Regions from separate parts of the Homo sapiens genome. Here region 1 is linked to region 2. A link is a loop called in an ENCODE intact Hi-C map of the cell type or tissue named here. Cell type or tissue: heart left ventricle. All regions are shown on one strand.

Evidence for each region. Hi-C counts contacts between places; a loop is a spot of excess contacts. Peaks named below come from ENCODE experiments on the same cell type or tissue, not always from the same donor. Only the 100,000 strongest peaks of a DNase experiment are listed, where the experiment ranks them.
Region 1: a loop joins it to region 2, with 2.2 times the contacts of the local background. A loop is called at or near these places in 2 of 110 quality-filtered maps.

The regions. Positions count from the first base shown.
Region 1 is chr10:74,360,801-74,368,800 of GRCh38, forward strand. The region is part of intron 4 of ADK (adenosine kinase); the gene reads left to right. Among named protein-coding and RNA genes, the nearest start is that of ADK-AS1, 160 kb to the right of the region's middle. In heart left ventricle, no CTCF peak of the experiment used is centred here; no DNase peak of the experiment used is centred here.
Region 2 is chr10:74,290,987-74,298,986 of GRCh38, forward strand. All of the region lies in intron 3 of ADK (adenosine kinase), which reads left to right. Among named protein-coding and RNA genes, the nearest start is that of ADK, 140 kb to the left of the region's middle. In heart left ventricle, no CTCF peak of the experiment used is centred here; no DNase peak of the experiment used is centred here; H3K27ac peaks cover 1,441 bases.

The sequences.
Region 1 (8,000 bases), 70 kb after region 2:
CATCCCTTCACTTTCAGCATCTATGTGTCTTTATAGGTGAAATGAGTTTCTTGTAGGCAGCATGTATCTGGGTCTTGTTTTTAAAATCCATTCACCCACCCTGTGTCTTTATTTGGGTTTTATTTGAGATGGAGCCTCACTCTGTCCCCCATGCTGGAGTGCAGTGGTGTGATCTCGGCTCACTGCAACCTCCAACTCCCTGGTTCAAGCGATTCTTCTGCCTCAGCCTCCCAAGTAGCTGGGACTACAGGCGTGCACCACCATGCCTGGCTAATTTTTGTATTTTTAGTAGAGACGGTTTCACTATGTTGGCCAGGCTGGTCTCAAACTCCGGACCTCATGATCCACCCGCCTCGGCCTCCCAAAGTGTTGGGATTACAGGCGTGAGCCACTGCGCCCGGCCTATCCTGTGTCTTAATTGGAGCATTTAGTTCATTTATATTCAGTATTATTGATAGATAAGGTTTTACTACTCTTATTTTGTTACTTGTTTTCTAGTTGTTTTTAACTTTTCTTCTGCTTCTTTTCTTACTGTCTTTCTTTGTGGTTAGGTGATTTTCTCTTAAGAGTACATTTTAATTTATTGCTTTTTATCCATTTTTGCTCTGTGGTTACCAAGAGGCTTATAAATAAACATCCTGTAGTTATAGCAAGTATTTAAAACTGATAATCAACTTAACTTTGATTGGAAAAAAAACACACAAAAGTGAACATTAACTTCCTTCTCCCCCTTCATTTTGAATTTCTGATGTCACAGTTCACATTTTTATATTGCCTATCTTGTAACAAATTGTTGTAGTTATTATTTTTAATAGTTTTGTCTTTTAGTCGTCTTACTACAGATATTAGTGTTTTAAACACTGCAAATACAATATTAATATAACACTCATTTTAGTGTTTCTTCCAGTTTGAAGAAGTTTTTAAAGCATTTCTTATTGGACAAGTCTGATTATGGTAAATTCCCTCAGCTTTTGTTTGTCTAAGAAAGTCTTTATTTCTCCTTCAGTTTTGAAGGATAATTGTGCTGAGCACAGTAATCTTGGTTGACAGTTTCTTCTCCACCAGCATTCCAAATATATTCTTCCACATTTTCCTGGCTTATAAGGTTTCTGCTGATAAGTCTGCTACCAGGCATATTGGATCTTCCTTGCATGTTATTTACTTCTTTCCTTTCAGTGATTTCAGAAGTTTTTCTTTGTGCCTTTGACCTTTGTGAGTTTGATTATAATGTGTCCTAGAGTAGTCTTCTTTGTGTTTAATCTAATTAGTGATCTTTGACCTTAGTCTACCTGAATATTTATATCTTTTTTCAGGTATGGAAAGTTTTCTGTTATCATTTCCTTGTATAAGTTTTCTACCCCTTTGTCTTTCTCAGTCCTTCTTTGACTTCAGTAACCTGAATATTTGCCCTTTTGATGTTGTCCCATAGATTTTGTAAGCTTGCTTGCTTCCTTTTCTTTTTTTTTCTCTTCTCACCATATTTTTAATCATTTTTCTTTGAACTCACTGATTCTTTTATTTGGTTAATTCTGCTTCTGTTGCTCTCTATTGAGATTTTCGCTTCATTAATTTTTTTTTTTTAGTTGCAGGATTTCTGGTTTTTTAAAAAAGTTATTTGAGTCTCTTATATTTCTTTCATAATTTTCTGAATTGATTCTTCATGTTTTCTTTAAGTTCTTTGAGCTGTCTTCAAACAGGTATTTTGAATTTTTGGAGAGATCACATATCTCGGTCACTTTCAGGTTAGTCTGTGGTACCTTATTTTGTTCTTTTGGTGTGATGTATTTCCCTAAATGTTCTCAATGCTTTAGAAGTGTGATGATGTCTGAGCATTGAGGGATTTGTAATTTATTTTAGTCTTCCCAGCCTGGCTTTGTTTGTGCCTGTCCTTCTTCAAGAGGCCTTCCAGGGATTCTAAAGCTGACTTACTATTGCATTCTCTGAGCCTCTGACCAATTACAGCCATCTCAGCACTAGAGTATGCTTTAAGCCCAGGTTTTCTGAGTCCTGCAAGGGCACCAAGGTTGACACAGCTTTCTGGCCCAGATGGACCTCGGGAAGACCCAAGGGAGGTAGTTGGGCTGCCTGGGAATGCTGTCCAGACACCTGAAGCCAGAAGACTCTCCTAGTGGTCCTGATAGGTATGCCTCCCAACAAATCTCTGCACAGATGGGATAGGTCCCTGACTACAAAGAGAGTGGCTGGAGTTGAGACTGTGCGTCTTTGGAATCTACTGTGGAAAGGAGGCTGATTGGCTCACCTCATTGGCTCAGATTAGCATGCATCACCCAACAGGTCCCAGTATCTGGGCAGTTTCTTGACTGCAGCAAGAGGGCTTGGAGCCAAGACTGGGCCCCTTCAGTATCTACTATGGATATGCCTGTCACATGGATCCAGTTGGGCGTGTGTCTCCCAGCAAGTCCCTCCATAGATGGAATGATTCCCTGACTACAGCAGGAGAGGCTGGAGGTGTGACTGTGCCCCCTTGGGATTTGCTGTGGGACAGAGGATTGAGAGCCTGGTCTTGGCTCAGAGGGGTGTGCATCGCCCTGAATGTTCCTGCACATACAGGATATTTCCCCAACTGCAGTGAGACGAGCCAAAGCTGAAACTGCACCACCCTGGGATCTGCTGTTGGATGGAGGTTGATGTGCTTGTCATGTTGGCTCAGATGGGCGTATGTCTCCCAGCAGGTCTCTGCATAGACAGGAGGGTTCCCTAACAGCAGGAGGAGGGTCTGGATCTGAGACTGGACCCTCTCAGGATCTGCTGTGGGATGGTGGCTGGAGAACCTGGTCTGAGCATGCATCTCACCAGTAGACCCTGTAGACAAGATAGTTTCCTGGTTGCAGCAGGAAAGGCTGGAGCTGAGACTGGGCTCCCTCAGGATCTCCTGTGTTGCAGAATCTGGAGAGCCTGTCTTGTTTGCCCGGACAGATACCCCTCTTCCAGCAGATCTCTGCACAGAATTATTTTCAGACCACAGCAAGAAGGGTCAGAGCTGAGAATGGACCACCTGAGGATCTGCTGTGGGATGGAGGTTGGCGTGCCTGTCTCATTAGCTCAAATGGGCACCCATCTCCCAGCAGGTTCCTGTTTCTGCACAGATAGGATGCATCCCCTACTGCAGCAGGAGGAGCTGAGGCTGAGTCTGGGGCCTCCCTTGGGATCTGTGGCATGGAGTCTGGAGCCCCTTGTCTCATTGACTCAGAGACACACCCACAGGAGATAACTTTTCAACTTCTAGTAAGCAATCATTTGAATCATTAAGTATTTTTGGTGTATTATACATAACCACACTTAATTACAATTCATACCTGTACCTTCTTATTGCTACCCATATTTGAGGAATAGGTCTTTCCCTTCTTTCCTTCTATATTTAAAACCTTTTATCTATATTTTCTTCTCATGCCTTGAGTCTAATCTCAAACCTTGTTCTCTTCTTGATCTTTGCTAACTTTGTTGTAAATGTGCTCCTATCCCACTATTGAAACAAACAGGCAAACTCTCCAACATTCGCCTTATCTATCCTCATTTCAGCTGAATTTCTTGACAGTGTAGTTCACACTTCTTTATCTCTGATGCATTCAGCTGCTCTCACCACGTTTTTAAAATCCAGTGGGCACGAGTCACCCATGACCTTTTAGTTGCCAAATCCAGTGAACACTTTTCAGTTCTTGTCTGACTTATCTCTGGCATTTATCAGTGTTGACCTTACCATAACTCTGAAACTTTTCCTGTCTTGCTTAGCTTATGTGATACCTTTTCCCTCAGGTTTTTCTTCTTTTCTGGCTCCTCTTCTTCCTTTTCCACAGCTGGCAATTCCTACTCTTACAGCTCTTCTAATGTTTTCCTTTCCTTTCCTTTATCTTTAGGCAAAGGCTATGGTGTGTGTGTGTGTGTGTGTGTGTGTGTGTGTGTGTGTGTGTGTGTGTGTGTGTTCTAGCAACCTCTTTCAAATGAATTCCAATGGATTCTAACACTAAGCTGGAGTGTCAGGTACTACTTGTGATTTCTTCTCTTTTATCTTCCTGGGAGTTTTACAGAATCTACAGTAGTGATCACTACTTCCCACAGTCTTTTCCTGACACTTTCTTTCTCCCTTTCTCCAGTTTATTCACTTCTCTTTTAGATTACAGGACAATTTTCCTCTGTTCTCCGTACATCCAGCCTGGCTGTCCTCCAGTCTGTGTTCCATAGAGCTACTGAAAACCCTACTAAGAAACAAATTTTGTAATACCATTTCCTTACAATGCTTCAGTAATTAATGTTAACATTTAGGTTAAAAACAGCCTTATCATTAAGAAAACTTTTAAACTGATTTAAAATTTATATAATGTGAAATCATTTTAAAGTATACAATTCAGTGGCATTTACTGCATTCACAATGCTGCACAACCACAACCATAATTTCTAAATAATTCTAAGTTTTCATCACCCCAAAGGGAAACTCCATACCCATCAAGCAGTCATTTGTCATTCTCCCCTCCAGCTAGCCCCGTTCATCCATTAATCAGCTTTCTGTGTCCGTGGGTTTACCTATTCTGGAGGTTTCATATACATGAAATCATCACTATATGTGACCTTTTCTGTCTGGTCTTTTACTTAGAATAATGTCGTGGAGGTGCATCCCATTTTGTTGCATATATTAGCACTTCATTTTTTTGATTGAATAATGTTCCATTGTATAGCTATACCACATTTGTTATTCATTCATCAATTGATGGACATTCGAGTTGTTTCTGCCTTTTGAATGCCTGATTTTGATTCATTTTTGTAGAGTCCTTAGGTTTTCCTAAGTATAAGATCATTTCGTCTGGGAACAAGGCTAATTTAATTTCCTCTTTTTCAATTTGGATGCCCTTTATTTCTTTGTCTTACCTAAATGCTTTGGCTGATTCATTTTGGGCAAATACCTGGGAAGAGTGTTTAATTGCTGGGTCATATGGTAATTCTATATTTAACTTTTTAAGGAAATGCCAAACTGTCTACTACAACATCTACAATAAGATAAATTTTCACCAGCAACTTATGAGGGTTCCAGTTTGTGTACATCCTCACTAACTCTTGTTATTTTATTTTCCAGTTTTAAATACTATTAATATCTAACTCAGTGGGTATAAAGTTATATCTCATTGTATTTATGATTTGCCTTTTCCTAATGACTAATGATATTGTAAATGTTTTCATGTGCCTGTTGCCCATGCATACATCTTTTTGGGAGAAATGTATATTCAACTTACTTTCCCGTTTTTTATTTGAGTTTTATTTTTAACCAAGAAATACCTTTTAAGTGATCAGACCTGGAACCTTGCCAGGTTTAATGATTATCAAAGCAGAGCCATATTTTGACTTTTGATGTTATCTATTATTATAGTCTTGTTATTCATAATTACTTGAATATTATCAGCATCTCTAGATCCTTTGTAGTTAAAACATAGTAAAGTATTTTAAGTCTTTATACTAAAATAGTACGTCTTGAAAGTTTTAATATAGAACACTCTGCTTAGCATTTCTTTATAACCTAAAATGCAATTAATAAAAGGGTGTCATTTCCTCTGCCAATTAAGTAGCCTTCATTGGTTGATATTGAACAAATTGCTGATACTTATTTCTGTGATGTTTACTTTTTAAAAAAAATATTTTTTGCTTTCTTTTTAACACTTCCAAACAATTGCTAGGTTAATTTGTCAGTTGCAAATCTGAAATAAAATTGTTTTTAGCAGTCTTTCAAATAAAATTTTCGTTGAGACTAAAGAGATCCTGGATTACAATCAACATTTGTAGATATGTCATACATAGAGAACCAAAAAAAAATTATAAATCTGATATAAATATCAGTGTGCCATACAGGCATGGTGGCTCATGCCTGTAATCTCAGCATTTTGGGAGGCTGAGGCAGGTGGATCACTTGAGTCTAGGAGTTCGAGATTAGCCTGGGCAACATGGTGAAACCCCATCTCTATAAAAAATACAAAAATTAGCCAAGCATGGTGGTACACACCTGTAGTCCCAGCTGTTTGGGAGGCTGAGGTGGGCGGATTGTTTGAGCTTGGTAGGCAGAGGTTACAGTGAGCCAAGATTGTGCCTCTGCACTCCAGCCTAGGTAACAGAGCGAGACCCTGTCTCAGAAAGCAAAACAAAAACGCCCAAATATCAATGTGCTATGAAACCACACATTGTATGTGTTCATTCCCACAAATTGGAGCATTTTAAGAAGCGCTCTAAATTAGTTTATGTCTTGCTTTTCTTCTTATGTTCTGTAGATTCTTTAGTACTCCATAAGAAAAATTTGCTATAGAAAGCATAAAAACTGCAAATGCATTATATCCTCCATGAAACCAGCTTTAATTTAGTTGCTAAACCCTGATCATTGTTGCACTATACACTCAGAAAATGTATAGCAGTGACTATTTTGTAAATATGAAGAGTTCATATTCAGCACATTCAGCAATGGTTTATATCTAAAATGATTTTTGAAGAATGCTTTAAAAAACTTCTTTGCCTAGAGTCTTTAAAGCTGGCACTTTAAAACTATGTTTCATGGATTGTCAGTTGGAATGGACTTCAGGAGGTCCATAAGTCCATGAAATTACAGTTTTTTAACATGAATTTTTCTGAGGATACATGATTTTTATCATACTCTCAAAAGAATCTAAAACTCAAAAATGGTTAAGAGACACTTAAATAAAATGTTGATAAAGGCCATGGTCATTGATTCTCATTCTTCAGAAGCTTTGCATGTGTGAGTTTACCTACTCACTAAAATGTACTTGTAAATCCAAAACCAGTACTCGGTGCTTTTGCAGTCATTTGTAAACATATTTGGAGAAGCAAAAATTTTGAGTTACCTTATGTGTTCATTCCTCTCTGAGGTCAAAGAAGGTGATGGTTTGCCTTGTTTCAGCTGTCATACTGTAAACAAGTGTCCTTTTCAATGCGTATTTAGTGCCATATTAATCACATTTTTTGTTGTTGATTTTTCTGTTTAAAATGGTTCCCAAGCATAGTGCAGATATGCTGTCTAGTGTTTCTAAGCATAAGAAGGCTGTGATACACCTGAGAGAATAAAAATCTGTAATAGACAAACTTGGTTCAGGCATGAGTTACACTGCTGTTGACTGTGAGTTTATTGTTAATAAATCAAATATGAAGTATCAATATCTGTATAAATAGTTAAATATAATTATATATAGATGTAAATATAAATTGTTAAAATACGGAATCTTTAAACAGAAACATACATTTTAGAAATTATGTATTGGCATTGGTTGACCAAGATGATGTTTGGAGAGGTTTTCAGGAAACTAACCCTGTCTTTTTCCCAGGAACAATAATTCTGCAGGAGGCAGAACCTGTTGTCTAGGTTGGAGTACAGTGGCATGAACATGGCTCACTGCAGTTTTGACCTCCTGTGCTTCTTCTGCCCCAGCTTCCCAAGTAGTTCAGGCTACAGGCACATGTCACCATGCCTGGTAATTTTTGTATTTTTTGTAGAGACAGGGTTTTTCTTGCCCAGACTGGTCTTGAATTTCTGGGCTCAAACAATCCTCCCATCTTGGCCCCACAAAGTACTGAGATTAGAGATGTGAGCCTCCATGCCCAGCTATAGTTAACCTTTTGCAGTGTTTTTTTTTTTAACTTAATGTTTCTAAATTTCTTCTAGGGTAAACATTTACTACGTAGAGGCTGTGTGTCATTTACCTCTTCATGGTATCACACATCAGATACTTCTAACATAATCATGATAAATGTTAGTGGTTTCATGGTCTTATTTACACTCCAGCTCTACCAGAATTCACTAATCTACTTCAAGTTTCTGTCTGAAATATTCTTTTTTTTTTTTTGATACAGAGTCTCACTTTGTTGCCCAGGCTGGAGTGCCGTGGCCCCATTTCAGATCACTGCAAACTCTGCCTCCTGTGTTCAAGTGATTCTCCTGCCTCAGCTTCCCAAGTAGCTGGGACTTACAGGCACACGCCACCACACCCAACTAATTA
Region 2 (8,000 bases):
AATAAGTGCTATGGGAGATTTTTTGCCAAATAATTTAAAATGGAAAATGTTTTGTAATATATTTTATTGCCCATATGTAAAATACGTACTAAAGAATATAGGAGTTTTTGGCTCATTATTATCTTTAGCTCATAAAAATAAACAAAAGAGGCTGGGTGCGGTGGCTCACGCCTGTAATCCAGCACTTTGGGAGGCTGAGGTGGGCGGATCACGAGGTCAGGAAATCAAGACCATCCTGGCTAACACGGTGAAACCCTGTCTCTAATAAAAAATACAAAAAATTAGCCGGGTGTGGTGGCAGGCACCTGTAGTCCCAGCTACTCGGGAGGCTGAGGCAGGAGAATGGCGTGAACCCAGGAGGTGGAGCTTGCAGTGAGCTGAGACCGCACCATTGCACTCCAGCCTGGGTGACAGAGTGAGACTCCGTCTCAAAAACAACAACAACAACAACAACAATAACAACAAAACCCTAATGTCACATATAACAAAAAGAAAGCATTTTCTACCAAAACATTATATAGATTGTTATGAGTTATAGGTAAGTGGAAAGCAAGCATAAACCATATGAAATTATTTTATATGCAGGATGTACAGCAGTGGTCAAATCTTAATGATAATTGTCAGTAACTGGGGAGAATATTGTGATTATTGAAGTATTGATTTTTTTTCAAATATTTTTATATTACATGTGGTAACTTTTTATAATCTTGTTTTATATCTACTTTAGTATGATAGCTTTACCATACTAGATATTCTATGAGGGGTAGACAGTTGGCAAAGGATGTGATATTGATTCTAATTTTGGCTACCTTTGTATTATGTGTATCATAATGATTTCACGCTTCAGTTTTCTCATCTGTACAGTATTTTGTTCTTCGTGACTTTTCTTGCAGGAATGAAAGGAGGTAGCATGGAACAAAGAAAAAAGTGTATCATATTGTAAAACAGGAAATTTTAAAGTCCTAGAGTTCAGATTTTAAATCCAAGATGTCATTTTTGAGGTAAATTTGTCAGGTCTCCCTGGGACACAGAATGACTGCATCACTAGAATCATGAGCCCGTGGGATTGTTTTTTTCTTTTTCTCAAATGTATTTATTTAACATCTCTCTCCCTCTCTACTTACCTACCTGCCTACCTACCTACTTACCTCTGTTGTGAAACTTTTGGGAGCTCAGTATTGTCTACTATACCAAGAATACCAGTCCTTTACTCATTTTTTTGCATTACAAAGATCATATGGAATATACTGGAGGGGAATTTAGGTCTTTTGGTTCTGTGTTAGAAGAGCCCATTTTGTTTTTCCCTGCATGTGGTAGTCGGTGTATAGGCCTGTTTCTGTGATGGGAAGATGACACCTTTTGTCAAATCTCTATCCTTTTTGTATGTCAAGGAATCATTTCTTTGCAGTGAAGTAGAGTGTGCCCTGTAGTATAGCACTCTGTGTCCTTAGTCATAGCAATATTGGAGGATTGGAGAGTTAATCATGTTTGAGAAGTTAGGGGACTTGTTCTTTCAGCATCTATTTAATGAATCTGCTTGTATTTTTGATATCCTAATGTGTCCCAACACTGAACTCCTAATCTTTCCTCTAAAACCTGTTCCACCTGCAGCCCTCTCTATTTCACTTGATGGCAGTTTTATCCTTCTCGTTATTCAGGATAAAAACCTGAGACTCATTCTTGTTTTTCCTCTTTCTCTTATATCCCACATCTAATCCTTAAGGAAATTATACTGGCACCACTTGTGAAATATATCCTGAAATCTGATCACTTATACCATCTAAATCGCTAAAGTCATCTGTACCCCCACCTCTCTTTTGTGCCACCATCATCCTTTGCCTAGATTTTTGCAGTAGCTTCTTAGTTACTTTCTTTCCACCTTTGCTGCCTTCAATATCTTGTCAGCACAACAGATTGGCGGACATTTTAAAAACGTAAGTCAGATAATGACACTCTAATAAAAATGAGAAAGGTTTAAAAATAGTAAAGATAGGAAGCCTGGACAACATGGTGAAACACCATCTCTACAAAACTAGCTGAGTGTGGTGGTGCATGCTTGTGGTCAGCTACTCAGGAGGCTGAGGCAGGAAGATTGATTGAACCTGGAAGGTTGAGGCTGCAGTGAGCTGTGATTGTATCACTTCACTCCAGCCCCCGTGACTGATTGAAACCCTGTCTCAAAAAAAAAAAAAAAAAAAAAAAAAAAAGGAAATATTATTTGCAGGTGAAATGGTTGTATTTAGAAACAAGAACATTTAAGTGGCAGGTAGTTACAGAATTGATACACACAAATATATTTTTTATACTTTTGTATGTTTAAAAAAGCCACAAATTACAAATTATGTTAACAGCAATATAAAAAGAATGAAACATGAGTGGGGTTTATTCTAAGCTGAGTTGTTCAAAATTAGGGTATCTATTAACATAATTTACGATGCTTCTCAGAGGGTTTCTGTTGTTCACTCAGTGACTGCAGACCCACTAGTACTAATGAACTACTCTCTTAACTTGTTATTGAACTACACCTTCTCCAATGAGTCTGAGTCTTTAACATTGCATACTCTTTTAATCTGCCTTGGGGTACTATATAGAGCTTTCTTATATCTTATAGTTACTCTTTTATTAGAGTTAAAATACTTCTTTATGTTAAACTTCTGTTTACCTTACTCTGTGATTTATATCTTTTGATTAGAAAAGACTAATGTACCATATTAGTAGGTTTTTGGATAAATTTTTATATTATTTTCATAGATGCTAGAAGAGCATTTGCCAAAATTCATCATTGATTCTTTTATTAACTTTTTGTGAATTAAAGTATAACATACATAGAAAGGTATAAAAATCATAAGTGTACAGCTGAAAGAATTACTGCAAAGTAAACATACTTGCTTAACTACCATTTAGTTCTAGAAATAGAACTTGGCCAGCAGCCCAGAAGCACCCCTCACCCCCACCTTCTTCCCCAAAGGTATCTTCTGTCCTGACTTCTAACATTGGAGATTACCTTTGCTGTTTTAAACTTTAAATATATGGAATCATATAGTGTGTACTTTTTGTCTCTGGCTTCTTTGGCTCATCATTATAAGCTTTATCCACATTGTTGAACATAGCAGTGCTTTTGTTCATTTTCTTTTCCATGTCCTATTCCATCATATGAATTTATCTCAGTTTATTTTTATATTCTACTGTTGATGATGAATATTTGGGTTGTTACTAGTTTGGCCATATTACAAATAATGTTGGTATGTGAACATTCTTGGGTGTGTCTTTTGGTGCTCATATGCACATATTTCTTTTCTTTCTTTTTTTTTTTTTTTGAGATGAAGTCTTGCTCTTGTTGCCCAGGCTGGAGTGCAATGGCACAGTCTCGGCTCATTGCAACCTCCACCTCCCGGGTTCAAGTGATTCTCCTATCTCAGCCTCCCAAGTAGCTGGGATTACAGGCACACGCCACCATGCCCAGATAATTTTTGTATTTCTGGTAGAAATGGGGTTTCACCGTGTTGGCCAGGCTAGTCTTGAACTCCTGACCTCAGGTGATCTGCCTGCCTTGGCCTCCCAAAGTACTGGAATTATAGGTGTGAGCCACCACCCCTGGCCCAAAGTGTTATCTTTAGAACAGCAGAAATGGGAGTTCCAGTTTTTCCACTGTTATTTTCTATCTTCAGACAAACAACTGTTTAGTTATACTGGTAAACTGGCAGTGGTATATCATTGTAGTTTTAATTGTATTTCCTTGACCATGACCACTAATAAAGTTAAGCTTTTAAAAATTTATTTATATGTTGATCAATTAGATATACTTCTTTGTGAATTACTTAAGTTTTTTACCCAGTTTTCTATTGGGTGTTTAAGAATATTTTATATTTATTTATGTATTTATTTTTGAGACAGGGTCTTGCTCCGTTGCTCAGGCTGGAGTGCAGTGATGTGATCTCGGCTCACTGCAGCCTCCGCCTCCTGGGTTCAAGTGATTCTCCCACCTCAGCCTCCTCAGCAGCTAGGACTACAGGCGTATGCCATCATGCCTGGCTGATTTTTGTATTTTTTGATAGAGCTGGGGTTTCACCCTGTTGGCCATGCTGGTCTCGAACTCCTGAACTCAGGTGATCTGCGTGCCTCAGCCTCCCAAAGTTCTGGTATTCATCTGCAAGCCACCACGTCCGGCCTGTTTAAGAATTTTTAATGAATTTGGCTGGATGTGGTGGCTCACACCCGTAATCCCAGCACTTTGGGAGGCCAAAGCGGGCAGATCACCTGAGGTCAGGAGTTCGAGACCAGCCTGGCCAACATGGTGAAACCCCGTTTCTACTAAAAATACAAAAATTAGCCGGGCATGGTGGCACGTGCTTGTAATCCCAGCTGCTTGGGAGGCTGAGGTGGGAGAATCACTTGAACCTGAGAGGCGGAGGTGGCAGTGAGCCAAGATCACTTTATTGCACTCCAGACTGGGCGACAAGAGCAAGACTCTGTCTCAAAAAAAAAAAAAATTTTTTTAAATGAAAAATCTCTGTACTCAGGGCTATGACACTTTTTGGTTGGCATATGTCTTTTTGGACTTGTTCTTTCATTCTTTAAATGGTGTCTTTGATGAACCGATGTTCTTCATTTTAATATGGACCCTCTTTTTGGTGTTCCTCCCTTTTTTTAGTTTTCAGAAGATATTGTCTATGATTGGTTTTACTTCTATTGGTTTTATTTCTTAAATGTTTGGTGGAATTCACTGGTGATACCCTTGAAGCCTGGAGTTTTCTTTGTAGGAATGTTCCATTAAAAAAAAAATACTTAAAGGGCTTTTTAGATTTTTTTTCACTTCTTAAATCAACTTTGGTAAAATTTCTTTTTCTAAGTATTTGTACATTTTGTCTTAAGTGTTAAAATGCGTTAGCATAACCTTTTCCCTACAGTATCTTTCTGTGATTTTTAAATATGCATATGACCTATCATTTCTGCTAATGATTATTTGTGCCTTCTTTGTAAGAGTTCATCAATTTTATTAGCGTTTCAAAGAACTAACTTTGGCTTTGTTGGTTCTCTGTAGATCATGATGTATGTTTTCTATTTCCACGTATTTAGCTCCTTTTTTTTTTTTTTTTACTTTCTTTGGGTTTCATTTGCAGTTTTTTTCCTTACCCTAACCCTACAGTTGTTTTTAAAAAAAGATTCTTGAGATGGATACAGGACCATATAAAAAATTTTTTTTATGCATGGCAAGAAGTTTGCATAAAGTCAGAAGACAAATTACAAACTTGTAAAAAAATTATTTAATACCAATTACATCAAAGTCCAAGGCCTACTTCTTTAATATGTAGTGAGTTTCTAAAAGTCAATAAGAAGGAAATAATTATGTATTAAAAATGAGCAATGTTTGTGAAGAGTTGATGTGTAGAAAAGTTAATATTAATGGCAGTAAAACATATGAAAGGATGTTCATCGTCTCATGAGGAATTCAAAATAAACCTTCTATTATTAAATTGGCAAGTATTTTAAAAATCAGTAATAAGTAGTATGGGCAAAGTTATAGAGAATAGGCGCTTTCATAAGCTATCATAAGGATATAAATTGCTACAACCTCTTTGAAGGAGAAGTTTACATTATTTATCAAAATTTTAAGTATTCTTTTTTTTTTTTTTCTTTTTTTTTGAGATGGAGTCTTGCTCTGTCACCCAGGCTGGAGTGCAGTGGCGCCATCTTGGCTCACTGCAAGCCCCGCCTCCCAGGTTCACACCATTCGCCTGCCTCAGCCTCCGGAGTAGCTGGGACTAGAGGCTCCCGTCACCACGCTGGGCTAATTTTTTTTTGTATTTTTAGTAGAGACGGGGTTTCTCCGTGTTAGCCAGGATGGTCTTGATCTCCTGACCTCATTAACCGCCCCTCTCGGCCTCCCAAAGTGCTGGGATTACAGGCGTGAGTCATCGCGCCCGGCCCTTAAGTATTCTTTAATTCACGAACTATGTGTATAAAGATGTTTATTTCCATATTACCTATAAAAGCCAAAAAACTAGACATAACCTAAATGTTTATTCTAGAGACTAGGTTGTAGCTACCCAATGGAAAACTATGTAGCCACTAAAAGGCAATAGACTGTTGGTACTGGTTGTTACAGAACAAGCTCCAGGAAAGTTTTTTTGCAGAAATACACATTTTATTAAACGAGTTTGTGGGTGAAGTGTTTGTATTTTGTGTGTGCATAGTAAGTTTCTGAAGTGCATAACTTTGTGTATCTCACTAGGTAAATTTGAGTGTTGTATTTATGGAGTTGGATTTACAACATCTGGTATTTACTATTCAGTATCACTTTAGGTTATGTTTCGTTTTCTCACTTATATTGTAAGCTCATAGAAAATGGAAGATATGGACTGTGTTTTATGCTTCATAATTTTCTCCACATTGCCTAGCATAGTATATTGAGTGTGAAACAGACTTGGTTTTTAAAAAACAATTTAAGAACAAATTTAACACTAAATATTTGTTTTCCAGTTTCAGAACCTGTTCACATTATCTTTGGTGAGCTGTATTGTAGCTCTCTGTAGTAGATAGGTATAATACTCATTAATTTATTCATATGTTACCATAGGGCGAACTGAGCCCAAGTGAATAAGTGAGTTATTTAAAGTAGGGGTTGGCAAACTATGAGCTGTGGGCTAAATTTGTCCCACCTCTTGTTCTTTATGGCCTAGAAGTTAAGAAAGGTTTTTATATGTTTTAATGTTTGGGAGAAGAAAGCATATTTTATGACACATGAATGTTATATGAAATTTAAATTTTAGTGTTCATAATTAAAGTTTATTAGAAGACACTGATGCATATTCCTTTATGTATTGTCTATGGCTGCCTTCCCACCACTATGGCAGAATTGAGTCGTTGCAACACAGATTGGAGTTGGCATTTTCATTGCTTCACACTGCTGCTTGGCATACTACACATCTCAGTAATGCAGTTATAATTCAACAGTGTTTCAAGTGCCATATGTATTGCTGTGCTATAACACTGTATTTTTTTTTTATTACTAGGGCATACCTATATGTCAAAACAAGAAAAGGAGAAAATCTCATGGTTTTAAAGCACAGTGGACTGGGGATTATTTTATCCAATTAGATGGTAAAGCATTAGGTTTATTATGCCCTTCTAAAGAAATAGAATATATATTGCCATTACCAGGCTAAGCACTTACAGTGTTCCAAATTCATAGGAACATAATTCTCATAAAAATTCAAAAATTTGAAATGTAATATGTTACAACAGCAGAATTTTTCATGCACTCACTTTTTCTCTCACTCACTCTCACACTGAAAAGGAGGCTGGACTTAATATAAGATTTTGAATGACCCATTTGTTAGCAAAGCAAGGAGAGCTATTTACTAATGGTAAGTTAGTAAATTTTCATTGTAGCAGCTAAAGAATATTTTCAGAAAAAAATTACATTTTTAAAAATATCATTAGCCATTTGGTGACCATAGTTGCTTTAAGAATTGAGGACATTAGGCTCGTTGCAGTGGCTCACACCTGTAACCCCAGCATTTTGGGAGTCTGAAGCAAGAGGATCACATGAGCCCAGGCGTTCAAGACCAGCCTGCGCAACATAGTGAGACCCTATCTTTTCAAAAATAAAAATAAAAAGAGTATTGAGGATTTTAGGCCAGGTGTGGTGGCTCATGCCTGTAATCTCAGCACTTTGAGAGGTGAAGGTGGGAGAATCCACTTGAGCCCTGGAGTTTAAATTCAGCCTGGACAAATGGCAAGACCCTATCTCTACCAAAAAAACCCCCCAAAAAAACAAAAACAAAAACAAACCAGAATTGAGGACATTAGCCAGGCATGGTGGTGTGCACTTGTAGTCTTAGCTTCTTGGGAGGCTGAGATGGGAGGATCCGTTTGATCCCAGGAGTTTGAGTTCAGCCTGGGGAGCATAGCAAGACCCCATCTCTAAAATAAAAACAAAAAAGTGAATTGAGGACATTGGGTGTAACATCGGTAGTCAGTTAAAGAAGATAGTGGTT